Linked DNA regions of Homo sapiens: all the other regions are linked to region 2. A link is a contact called in ENCODE Hi-C or POLR2A ChIA-PET data. All regions are on one chromosome and are shown on one strand. Each heading gives the region's core, a stretch centred on a gene start or an enhancer-like site at or near the end of the contact. The rest is flanking DNA. Distances are from core to core; before and after follow the strand shown. Region 1 has its middle 610 kb from the start of SNORD151. Region 2 has its middle 380 kb from the start of SNORD151. Region 3 overlaps LOC124901626 (a long non-coding RNA gene).

What was found. A loop is a pair of places that touch in the nucleus more often than their neighbours do. ChIA-PET counts read pairs that join two places held with the same protein, here RNA polymerase II (POLR2A). Pooled maps may share reads with other maps.
Region 1: a map of Calu3 shows a loop between it and region 2 (3-fold over the local background). The contact joins two enhancer-like sites. A Hi-C loop is called at or near these places in 3 of 168 maps with a recorded cell type or tissue (Calu3, IMR-90 and endothelial cell of umbilical vein), 1 of 37 single-sample maps with no recorded cell type and 2 of 50 pooled maps. POLR2A ChIA-PET finds 5 or more read pairs at or near these places in 1 of 52 experiments (HEK293).
Region 3: a loop to region 2 is called in a map of PC-3, with 8 times the contacts of the local background. The contact joins two enhancer-like sites. A Hi-C loop is called at or near these places in 2 of 168 maps with a recorded cell type or tissue (PC-3 and PC-9). POLR2A ChIA-PET finds 5 or more read pairs at or near these places in 1 of 52 experiments (endothelial cell of umbilical vein).

What each region holds. Positions count from the first base shown.
Region 1 is chr7:46,857,661-46,861,456 of GRCh38, forward strand. No RefSeq gene overlaps it. Among named protein-coding and RNA genes, the nearest start is that of SNORD151, 610 kb to the right of the region's middle. Within about 2 kb of position 2,436, at least 3 of the 41 ENCODE cell types and tissues checked have a DNase peak (open chromatin) inside an H3K27ac peak, as active enhancers do.
Region 2 is chr7:47,086,768-47,090,194 of GRCh38, forward strand. No RefSeq gene overlaps it. Among named protein-coding and RNA genes, the nearest start is that of SNORD151, 380 kb to the right of the region's middle. Within about 2 kb of position 2,169, at least 2 of the 41 ENCODE cell types and tissues checked have a DNase peak (open chromatin) inside an H3K27ac peak, as active enhancers do; they include PC-3, where a contact is called at or near this core.
Region 3 is chr7:46,907,152-46,910,419 of GRCh38, forward strand. All of the region lies in intron 1 of LOC124901626 (a long non-coding RNA gene), which reads right to left. Among named protein-coding and RNA genes, the nearest start is that of SNORD151, 560 kb to the right of the region's middle. Within about 2 kb of position 1,805, at least 3 of the 41 ENCODE cell types and tissues checked have a DNase peak (open chromatin) inside an H3K27ac peak, as active enhancers do; they include PC-3, where a contact is called at or near this core.

The DNA of each region.
Region 1 (3,796 bases), core at 1,186-3,685, 230 kb before region 2:
ACCATTAAGTTGTATGTGGTAAGAATATTTAACATGAGGCTTACTCTCAACAAAATGTTAAGTATACAATATAGTATTATTAACTATAGGTAAATGTTGTACAGCAGATCTCTAAAACTTATTCATCTTACTCAATGGAAATTTTATAACCCATTGATTAGCAACTCCAAATTTCCTTATCTGTCCAGGCCCTGGCAACCACTCTCTGCTTCCTGGGTTTTACTATTTTAGATACTTCATATATGTTCTGTATTTGTCATTCTATGACTGGCTTATTTCATTTATCATCTTATCCTCCACGTTTATCCAAATCCAGATGGCAGAATTTCCTTCTATTTTAAGGCTGAATAGTAATGCATTGTGTGTGTACCACATTTTCCTTATCCGTTCCTCCATCGGTGGACTCTTAGGTTGTGTCCACATCTTAGCTGTTGTGAATAATGCTGTCATGAATATGGAAGTACACATATCTCTTCAAGATGTTTATTTCCATTATTGTGAATACATATCCAGAAGTGGGATTGATGGATCGTATGGTAGTGCTATTTTTCGCTTTTTGAGGGATTTTCATGCTGTTTTTCATAGCGACTGCACCATTCTGTATTACCACCAAAAGTATGCATGGGTCCCAATTCCACATTCTTGCTAACATTTATCATTATATTATATATATATATATTATATTATATATATTATATTATATATAATGTAATGATAAATATATATTTATATAATATATGTATATTGTGTAAAATGATAATATATATAATATATGTATATTATATAAAATGATAATATATATAATATATAAGAATAGTTATCCTAACAAGTATAAAGTTGTATCTCATTGTGATTTTGATTTGCATTTCCTTAATGCAGATTCAATGTAATCCTTGTCAAAATTCCAATGGGATTTTGTACAGAAATAGATGCAACAATCCTAAAATTCATATGGAATCACAAAAGATCCTGACTAGCCAAAACAATCTAGAGAAAGAAAAACAAAGCTGAAGGCATCACACTTCCTAATTTCAAAACATATATGGCACTGGTGTAAAGACATCTAGAGAAACGGAACCGAGTAGAAATCCCAGAAATAAATTCATGGATATACGGTCAACTGGTCTTTGACAACAGTGACAAAAATACATAGAAAGGATGGTCTCTTCAACATGGCGCTAGGAAAACTAGATATATACATGCAAAGGAAGGAAACTGGACCCCTCTCTTACCTGATAGACAAAAATCAACTCAAAATGCAAAACTTAAATGTAAGATCTGAAACTATAAAACTTCTAGAAGAAAACATAGGGAAAAGCTTCACGACATTGGTCTTGGCCATGATTTCATGTGTCTGGCACCAAAAGCACAAACAACAAATGCAAAAATAGATAAACGGGGCTACATCAAACTACAAACTTTCCACACAGCAAAGAATAATTAGTAGAGTGATAAGGCAATCTATAGAATGGTGGAAAATATTTGTAAGCCACATGTCTAATAAGGAATTAATATCAACAATATGTAAGGAAACTCCTGCAATTCAACAGGAAAGCAACAACAGCAACAAAAGACCAAACAGCCCATAAAAGAGTGAGACTTGAATAAATGGGACCCAATTAAGAAAGAACGTGACTAGATATCTCTCCAAAAATATATACAAATGGCTCTCAGGTATATGAAAAGACTGCTTTCCCAAGCACTGCCTCCTAAATTCTGGACTCTTGGGGAAATAGATTTAAGCTTTCTAGAACACTTTTCTATCACTGGCTGATCTTTGGCCCCTTTCAGTTCCTTCCGTTTTCTAGAAAATATCTGCATTGGGACTATTTCCTCCACTATAGCCCCACATGTTAAAATACATTGCTATTTTTGTGGGCCCAGGAACAACTGTAGAGTAAGTAAATCTGACATTTCAAAACCAGCTGACATTAAAGCTTCTCCGAATTCCAACTCTGAAAATCTTCTGAAGAATTTAAAATTTTTTTTTTCAAATTTTATATTTTTTATTTCAATAGGTTTTTGGGGAACAGGTGGTGTTTGATCACATGAATAAGTTCTTTAGTGGTGATTTCTGAGATTTTGTTGCACCCATCACCTAAGCAGTGCACACTGTACCCAATGTGTAGTTTTTATCCATCACCACCCCCGACCCTTACTCCCAGATTTTGGGGAAATGCAAAAATTTGTTACTAGATGTTTTCCTTTCAGAAACAAAAAGTGAAGACAACTCCTTGGTTTGAAATTTCCTTCCGAAAGGATATAACTGGGCAGCTTAAAATGAAGCAACCTTCATCTTTTGATGCATGGAAAGATGTGACCCAGCTCATTACTCATGGATATGAAATCTAATTGAAAGAGGCATACTGTCTGCTGGAATCACTTGGCAGCTGTTAATGGCTTGATTCAGGCAGCTCATCCTCTGGGAAGCATGTCTCCTTGCCAGGAAACCTGAGCTCACTTCCTTTTCCCTGCCAGTCACCCACCCACAGCCATCGCTGTCACAGGCCCCTTCCTTCCCACTCTAGCTGCCCACCTGCTCCTTTCCCAGCTCCTCTCTCATCAAAGCTATCTTTGTTCGTCTGTCTCAGCACTGGGCATCCCCTTTAATGGCATCACTCTCTGTCCAAACCAGATAACATGTGTCCTTATTTCTCATGTCATTTCCGGGCCCTTGGCAGGCCAACTTTCCCTGACTCACACGTGCTGGCCCCTCCTTCCCATCGCCTGAGCTTTCCTTTCCCTCCCTCTCTCCTGACCCTACATTTCCCCCTCTTGTCCTGCACTGCCCTGCCCTCCCATCCGTCCCTTCACTCCCTTCCCTCATGAAAGGCTCCACTTCTTTTGTAATTCTGTTAATTATCCAATGTCTTGCCTCTCTCCCCATTCTCTTACCTTTCCGTAAACCCACCTCTGACCCATTTCCACTGGCCACAACTGCTCTTTGCTTCCTCTTCTTGATTCCATTTCAACTTTCCACTTTTCCTTCTATCTGAAGTTGACAAATGGGTTCATAGTGCTCTGAATTTTAACACAGCCTTGTCCTTTGATCACCCTGGCTAAGCCTCAAACCCCCAGGCGGAGGTGCTACCACCATCTCCATTCTGCAGTGAAGGCTTCTGCACTTTCTAGAGTTTGTGAACTCCAGTGGTGGAGGCAGCGGGCCCAGCACCCTGCGGAGGAGCTGAGATCCTATCTGCCCCCTGCCTGCTCTGAAGTCTTTCTTCACAGCCGGCCTCTTGATGGGAGGGTTAGGTGGCAGGGATCTCATTCTCCAGCCCCACCGCTATTAGATCTCCGCCAGCAAATACAATTTCTCATTCACCCCATTCCTCCCTCCTCCACCTCACCCTCCCTCTATGTCTTCCTTTTCTTCCCTTCATTTCTCGACAAGAGAAAAAATGCATAAAATATGCCTTTCTTCTTATTGTTTTCCTCAAGCTGCATGTTTGGGGTCTCAAAATCATGTTGTGTGGTGGGGAACTGTTCTATGCATTATAAGATGTTTAGCACTATCCCTGGTTTCTTCCATTAGAAGCCAGTAGCCGCCTCCTTGTGCACCTCCCCAACTGTGGCAGCCACAAATGTCTCCGCATTGCCACGTGCTCCCATGATGTGAGAACCACTGTCCTAAAGCAGCACGTGAGTTGTGAGTGGTCCCATTCTTCAGCAGGAATTAGATAACAGGTTCCTGAGGATTCTTTGTGGAGCAATTCCAGGAGGAAGTAAGTCAGCAAAGAAGCATGGGAAAAGCCTGGCTGAATACGAGCCATGGGTCTGGCCCAGCCTGCCATTA
Region 2 (3,427 bases), core at 919-3,418:
TGATGGGATCAGCGCCCTTATCAAGGAGCCCCAGGGAGCTCCCTCATCTCTTCCACCATGTGAAGACACCAAGGTAAGGCACCCTCTGTGAACCAGGAAGTGAGCTCCCACCAGACACCAAATCTGCCAGGGCTTTGATCTTGGATTTTGCAGCCTCCTGATCTGTAAAAAATATATTTTCTATTGTTTAGAAGCCACTCAGTCTATGGTATTTTATAGCAGCCTAAACAAACTGAGACACTAGAGATAGAGTGCAGGGAAAACAAAACAAAGCAAAACAGAACCAGACATTTGAGAGATCTCTTCCCATTAGGATTCTTTAATTGTCATCTAATTGCTGTTCAAAAGAATTGATACAGAGTCAGAACAGAAAACAAAAGCATGTGAAGATCCTTTAACAGCTTCGTAACCGTCAGCCATCCAACAAAACACTGAAGTTCATGCCTATCTAATTAATTTTCTGGCCATCTAAAAATTTAAAAGGTTTGAACTCAAGACTACAAACAAATACAAATTTTCTTTGAAATTGCATACTATATAAAAGAAGAAAGAATGATTTGCCAAGTAGACTATTAGACTCATAACATGCTGACATTCATAGAGAGAAGGCGGAGCAAAGAGACAGGCTTTATTTTATTAGATTTTGTCTTCCCAGCCCTCGCTGGAGCCATTGGAGAGAACTCCATCTAGCTGAAAGACCTGAAACTTAGAACCAAAGCAGCCAATGACTACACAGCCCGACTCCTTCCCAACCCATAGCTAGATCCTGGATTACCCATATGTGAACCAAGGCCAGTGTGGGAAGGGCACTGTGGAAAGCGAACGTACCAGGTTCCCAGGGAACAGCCAGATGAGGCTACCTGCTCCAGGCCAAAGAGAGGGAGCAATGCCACACCTCCTCCCAAGGGGAAGTAGCTCAGGCCTCATGTAAGTGAAGAAAGACCTAGACATTTGCCTAAGGACCAGGTTTCTGGATCTCCTCACACTCAGGAGGAGCACAGCCCCACCCTTCTCAATCCAACTTCTGTAGAAGGAGGTAGGCCCCACAAGCCAGAAGAAATTCTGAAGAAGGAGAAAGAGGGGGTGCGTGGACCTTCTCTCAAGCCTGGTGGATGCCTGTAGGTCCTTCTATCTACCAAATTGCACCTTTCCCCAAGTCCCAGATGGAGCAATCATCCTCCCTCTGCCTCCCCACCTCCCGTGGACTTCAACCCTTATATTCATGTTAGAATCTCTCTGCCTCTTCCTCTGACTTGATTGTTTGCCCTGGAAGGCATGAATCAGACATTCACATCACATAGCCAGGATGTGGTGCAGTCTCTGGAACAGTGAGCCACTGAGGGAGTGGGTACTGGAAAGGTTCATAGACTAACAAACACCTCAACGACTGCTGCTAACTTGGGTGCTTCAAGGCATGTGCCTGAATCCCACCCAGAGATCCCAGCTGCAGAGTCCAAGGCCCTGAGCCCAGCCACACAGCTCAGGAGTGATTTCTTCAGGGCAGAAAGGCCAGGGAGACTCCTCCAGCAGCTGTGCCAAATGCTGTGCCCAACTGTGAGGAAACAGTGGCAAAGAGGTATAGGTTAAATGTGTCTGGTAGTGGGCAGGCAAGGAATGAATTGAGGTGGGGAGAAGGCCAGCAGCTCAGCATGCCGGGGAAGGCACGCTGCCACCTGCTTGAAGCAATCCATTTGGTTGACCCTCTGGATGTCTGCACTCAGCCAAAAGCACACGGATAAATGTCCTACATGGCTCACAAGCTCTGTGGATGAGTCTGTGTCTGTGGACAGAATCCTCAGTCGTCCAGGGTGCTGGCCAGCTGTCCTGCTCAGTGGCTCTATGGCCATGAGCAATACCCCTCTACCAGGCTGGCTGGCCAGCTCTGATGGGCCTGGACACACCACACTCCCCAACACAGGGCACAGAAAAAGTCAAGAAATAAGGATTGATCAAATCTCTATCTGGGGACGATAGGTGACATTAGTCTTTGGAGGGAGCCATTGCTAGTTTTTCAAGCAGGGTGGAATGCGAGGAGAGCTGGGCTTCAGAGGTGTATAGAACCAATTAGGAGTTTTGACCCGCCATGGTTTATTTTAGGATCAGGGAACAGGTGCTTGCTGGCTGGCTGGCCCAACCTTCTGAGGCGCCATCCCAGGCCGCATGTCAGGCGCCCTGTGGAATGTTGGTGCCCACCGCGCTGAGCCTGAACTCTACGCTCAGATGTTGCCATCTAGTGGTGACAAGGTGCAAATCTCACCCTTCGCCCTAATGCATAAAGGATCAGGAATTTTAAAAGAAATACTTTTCTAATAAAGCAAATTAAGGAATACTTTTTATTCACTTTTAAACAATACATAGAAAAGATTGCATTTTTGGTTTTGGCCTCTTTAGCCTCCTAAATATATACAAAAATCACATCAAGAATGTAAACTACCAGAAGTCAAGGAGTTGGAGTTGCCCAAGTGCCTTTATTGAGACTACAGTTTCCCCATGGAGTAAATCTCAGTTCGTTACTTTAATTAAACACATGTCAAGAGATATTTGTGATATGAAGGAATGAAATTTAAATTTTCCCTGCATTTCCTCATTCTGATTCCAACTTGGTTACTTACCAGGTAAATGGCACATAAATTCTCTGAGGCTCATACTCTTCACTGGCAAAATGGGAACGCATGACACGATAATAGGAAAAAGTGATGTGAAAAGACGATAAAACCCTGAAGGCACAACTCTGGGTGTGTCCTGACTGCTCAGGTGTCTCCCAGGGCGGCCCATTTGATGACACAGCCATGGTTTCCTCTCTTGAACAGGGGGTCTGTGTCCGCTTACTTTACCTAAGAGCACACTCACCAGCAGCCCCTGCCAAGAGTGTTCAGTTCGTGTTCTGCGCAGTGTCTAAGATATTCCTAATACTTAACAGATGTCAAAAATGGAATATTCATGATAAAAATACTCTTTAGTTTTCCATAAGCTCCAGTGACTAGAATGAGCCTTTCAACCCATGAAAGGATCCAGTCCTGGCTGGATCCAGAATTCAGGGAGTTCTGAATTTTGTGATTTCAAAGTGCTGATTGGTTAAGATACAGGTTACGTTCCTCCTGCACTACCTACCCAGGCACCTTCCTCAGTGATGAGACTTTACTCCTACAGCCCATCTCTTCCTAAATGGATGGCCAGCTCACCTAGAATCTCTCAGGGATTTTGCACTTAGTCTTACTTCCCGCTCCTAATTTTTAGTTTCTCTCTCTCCTTTTCCACTATGAGCAAACACCCTTTTGTCCCTTGGCTGAAGTCGATCATTCTGTGAGAGTGCTGCCCCTTTGGGTTATGGTTCTACTTGAAATTGATCCGTAACAAACACCTCTATGTCCTCATTGTCATTTCCTGAAAGGAGGTGTAAGTCAGGTGCAGGAGACTGAGAAGAGTA
Region 3 (3,268 bases), core at 555-3,054, 180 kb before region 2:
AACTCTGATAGGGGTTAGATGAGTTAGGCAGAGGAGTTGCTCAACTCTGCATTGACATCCTGATCAAACTTATAGGGCAGGTGGTCCTAGATGTAGGATTGAGGAAAGGAGAATAAGTAACTGGAAACTGGAGAAGGAGTAACTGAAAAATAATGAGTAACTTTTTTATGGAGTAAAAAAAAAAAGTTTGAAGTTAGATCTAGATCATGTAACTGGATTTTAGTTTATCTATACAGTGGTAGCAATTTTTCTATCTGCCTCATAATATTGGTGAGGGGGAAAGGTGGTAAAATTTTTAATGTATACATAGAAAAGTGGAAGAAGAGCAGCCGTGGGGTTGAGCTTCTCCTCCTCACATGTTACCCCTGCCTGTTGATGCTTTAACTCAGGCTCCTGTCCTACGGAAGTTTGCTACAAATCCGAGGAGAGCTTTCTACATTGTGTACGGTAGAGCAATTTGGAGCCATGGTCCAAACTTCCAGTGCAGAGAATTAGAAATGGATGTCTTTCCAGTCATCTGTGGGCAGCAGTCACACAGAGAAACCAAGAGCACAGAGGCGTGGGAGGCTTGAGTGTGGCCCAAACACCAGGTGAGAAGGGAAGAGGTCTTCAGGTGTTTGGATCTTTTGTTCACAGATTTACTTCATTTCCAGGACTTCCGAGTTGATGATTGCTTCCACAGCTCCTCCTTACCCACCTTAGACATCCTGTTTCTTGTATTCTGTCTCCTAATATTTCCTCTCCACCTTCCCACTCATTTATTGTCCCTCATAGAACAGCATTTAGTAGCATTTCCTATTTGCCTGGTGATGCATCCATGAGTTTGAGAAGGGGCAGTGTGTGCCTGTGTGCAGAGGGGAGAAAGTCAGCGCGGGGGCTGCAGGGGGCAGGTCGGAGGGCTTGCCTGAGAGGACCGCACCAAAAAGAGATGAGGAGTGCAGGGGAAGGCATGTGGAGGCCTATCCTTCATCTTGATGTTCAAGCAAATAATGTAATCTTAGCTCACTAGTAACAAGGGAATCTCCAAGGGTCTTCACACTCTTTGGCTTCTCTCCCTCTCCTCCTTTCCTCACCTCTTTCTTCCCTTCCCACAGTGTTGGTCTTCCCCTACAATTCTCTCCTATTTCCACACTTGGCCCCTCCCCCTTTACCTGAACCTTTTACCTTTTCATCTCCCAGGGTTGGATCATTACCCTGCAGTTTCCCCTGGAATGTCGACACCATAGACCACTCACTGGCCTAACAGCCCCCCCAGGCAATTTTTGTTTGTTTGTTTATTAAAACTGAACATTACTTTTAAAATAAAAAAAATTACTAACAGTGGATTATGTATGTGAAAGCTAACAATGCTAAATAGTGGCTCCCCACTTTAGTAGGGACAGAAGGTCTCCCCATCACCCCTATCAAGACCCCTATTCTCTTCTTATAAAAAGCTCATATCTACATTCTGCATGGCTTGCCTAGTCCTTGTTAGCATGTGAGCTTGTAGCTCCTGGTCCAGATCCTCATCATGCTGGAAAAGTTGGGGACCCAGGGCCCATGCAGCCAGATCTTGGCCCAAGGGGACCCTTACTGACAGCAAAGAACTTAGTCAAGCCCCAAGAGCATGGACTGTAACTCAGGAGGCCTGGTCTCCAAAGCTGCACCCTGTTTGAAATGTGTAAAGGGCAATTCATATGACCTTTCTTAGCTGGGCAATGAGGAGGGGACATCTGAGGTTTTCAAGAAGGGCTCCTCCAACCCCTAGGGTGCCACAATTTCTGCCATAACTTAAATGAAGCATGTAAGGAAAAGAACGAAGGAGAGCAGAGGTCAGCAATGCAGGATGTGGTTAAAAATAAATAAATAAAAGATTTTATTGTAAGAACAATGAGAACCACTGGAATGTGTTAGGCAGAGAGTAATGTGATCCAATTTCCAGCTTTAAAAGCCTAGTGGGTTGTAAAGAAACACAGGTCCAAAAAAAAAAAAAAAAAAAAAAACAGAAAACAAAAAACAAAAACAAACAAAAAAAAGGAGACTAGTCAGGGAGCTGTTGCAGTTGTCCAGGAGAGAGCACTGGACTGTGAGTCAGAAGACTGTATGGGGGTGTCAGGTGGTGGTCTGGACAAGGTGTTCATAGAAAATTTGATGATAAATGGAAAAGACAAAATCAACAGAACATACCAATAGATAAGATGTGGGGAAGAGAAAAGAATAATCCATAAGGACACGTAGATATGTGTTCCGAGCACCAGGGTTGAGAGTGGTGCATTTTACAGAGTTTAGAAGGGAGCACAGATTTGTGAAACCAAGTTGAGTCTGGGGAGCAATGCGTAGCTCAATATTGCTGAAATAGACCATACAAGGGATTGGGAAATGGGGCAGAAAATGAAGGAAGAGATAGGTTATAGAAGGTATGGTACATCTGGATTTTATCTCGAAAGTGTCTTGACACCCCCCATACCTTCTTTTTCTCATAGAAATGTTGGCATGACATTTAGAATGTTCTCTCTGGCAATGGTGGGGAGTTTAGATTATAGGCGAAAAAGCTAAAGGGAAGAAGACAAATGAAGAGGCTGGAGCAAGTCAGAGGATGACTAAATCCTCCCCGCTAGCTACTTCCCTGAAATAAAATTACCCATTCCCTGACATCAGCATTCTTTCTGCCAATTCCCTTCATTTTGAATGCAAATTCCAAAACGTGCTTTCAGCTAGGGATAATTATCTAATTATCTATTATCCGGGGTGTATCGTTTCATTTTCCCCTCTTCCTCCCCCTTTATTCAGTGTGTGGCTTTTGGCGGGCTTGAGAAAGATATGACTCAATTGCCTGTCAGCACAGCTTGGGTGAGGAAAGAACATCATGGAAAAAAAGGAATCGAGCTTGTCTAGGGAGCAGAGAGGTAATTGATTACTAATTACTGAAACATTATGTCTGAAGGAGGCAAGGCACAAGCCTATTTTCCAAGGCTCCAGGTAATTAGCAAACATATTTAAGATACTCGCGATGGCTCCAGGGGAGAAACATCTGAGAAGGAGGTTTCTTCGCCTCCTTATAAGGTCCATTTATGGCTTTTGCGTGATGAGCTTCACACTCCCAAGCATGAAGGAGGGAATTGGGGTTGGGACCAAGGGCTTCCTTCAATATTGCCATCCAAAGGCAGGTATTCCAGAGTCAGCCCCTAGGGTTATCTAATGGCAAGGGTAAGAAAAAAGCAGCAAGGAAAGGAAGTTAAATAACTGAGCTCTTCACTTTCAAAAAAATGTTGAGGGTAATCTTTCAAAA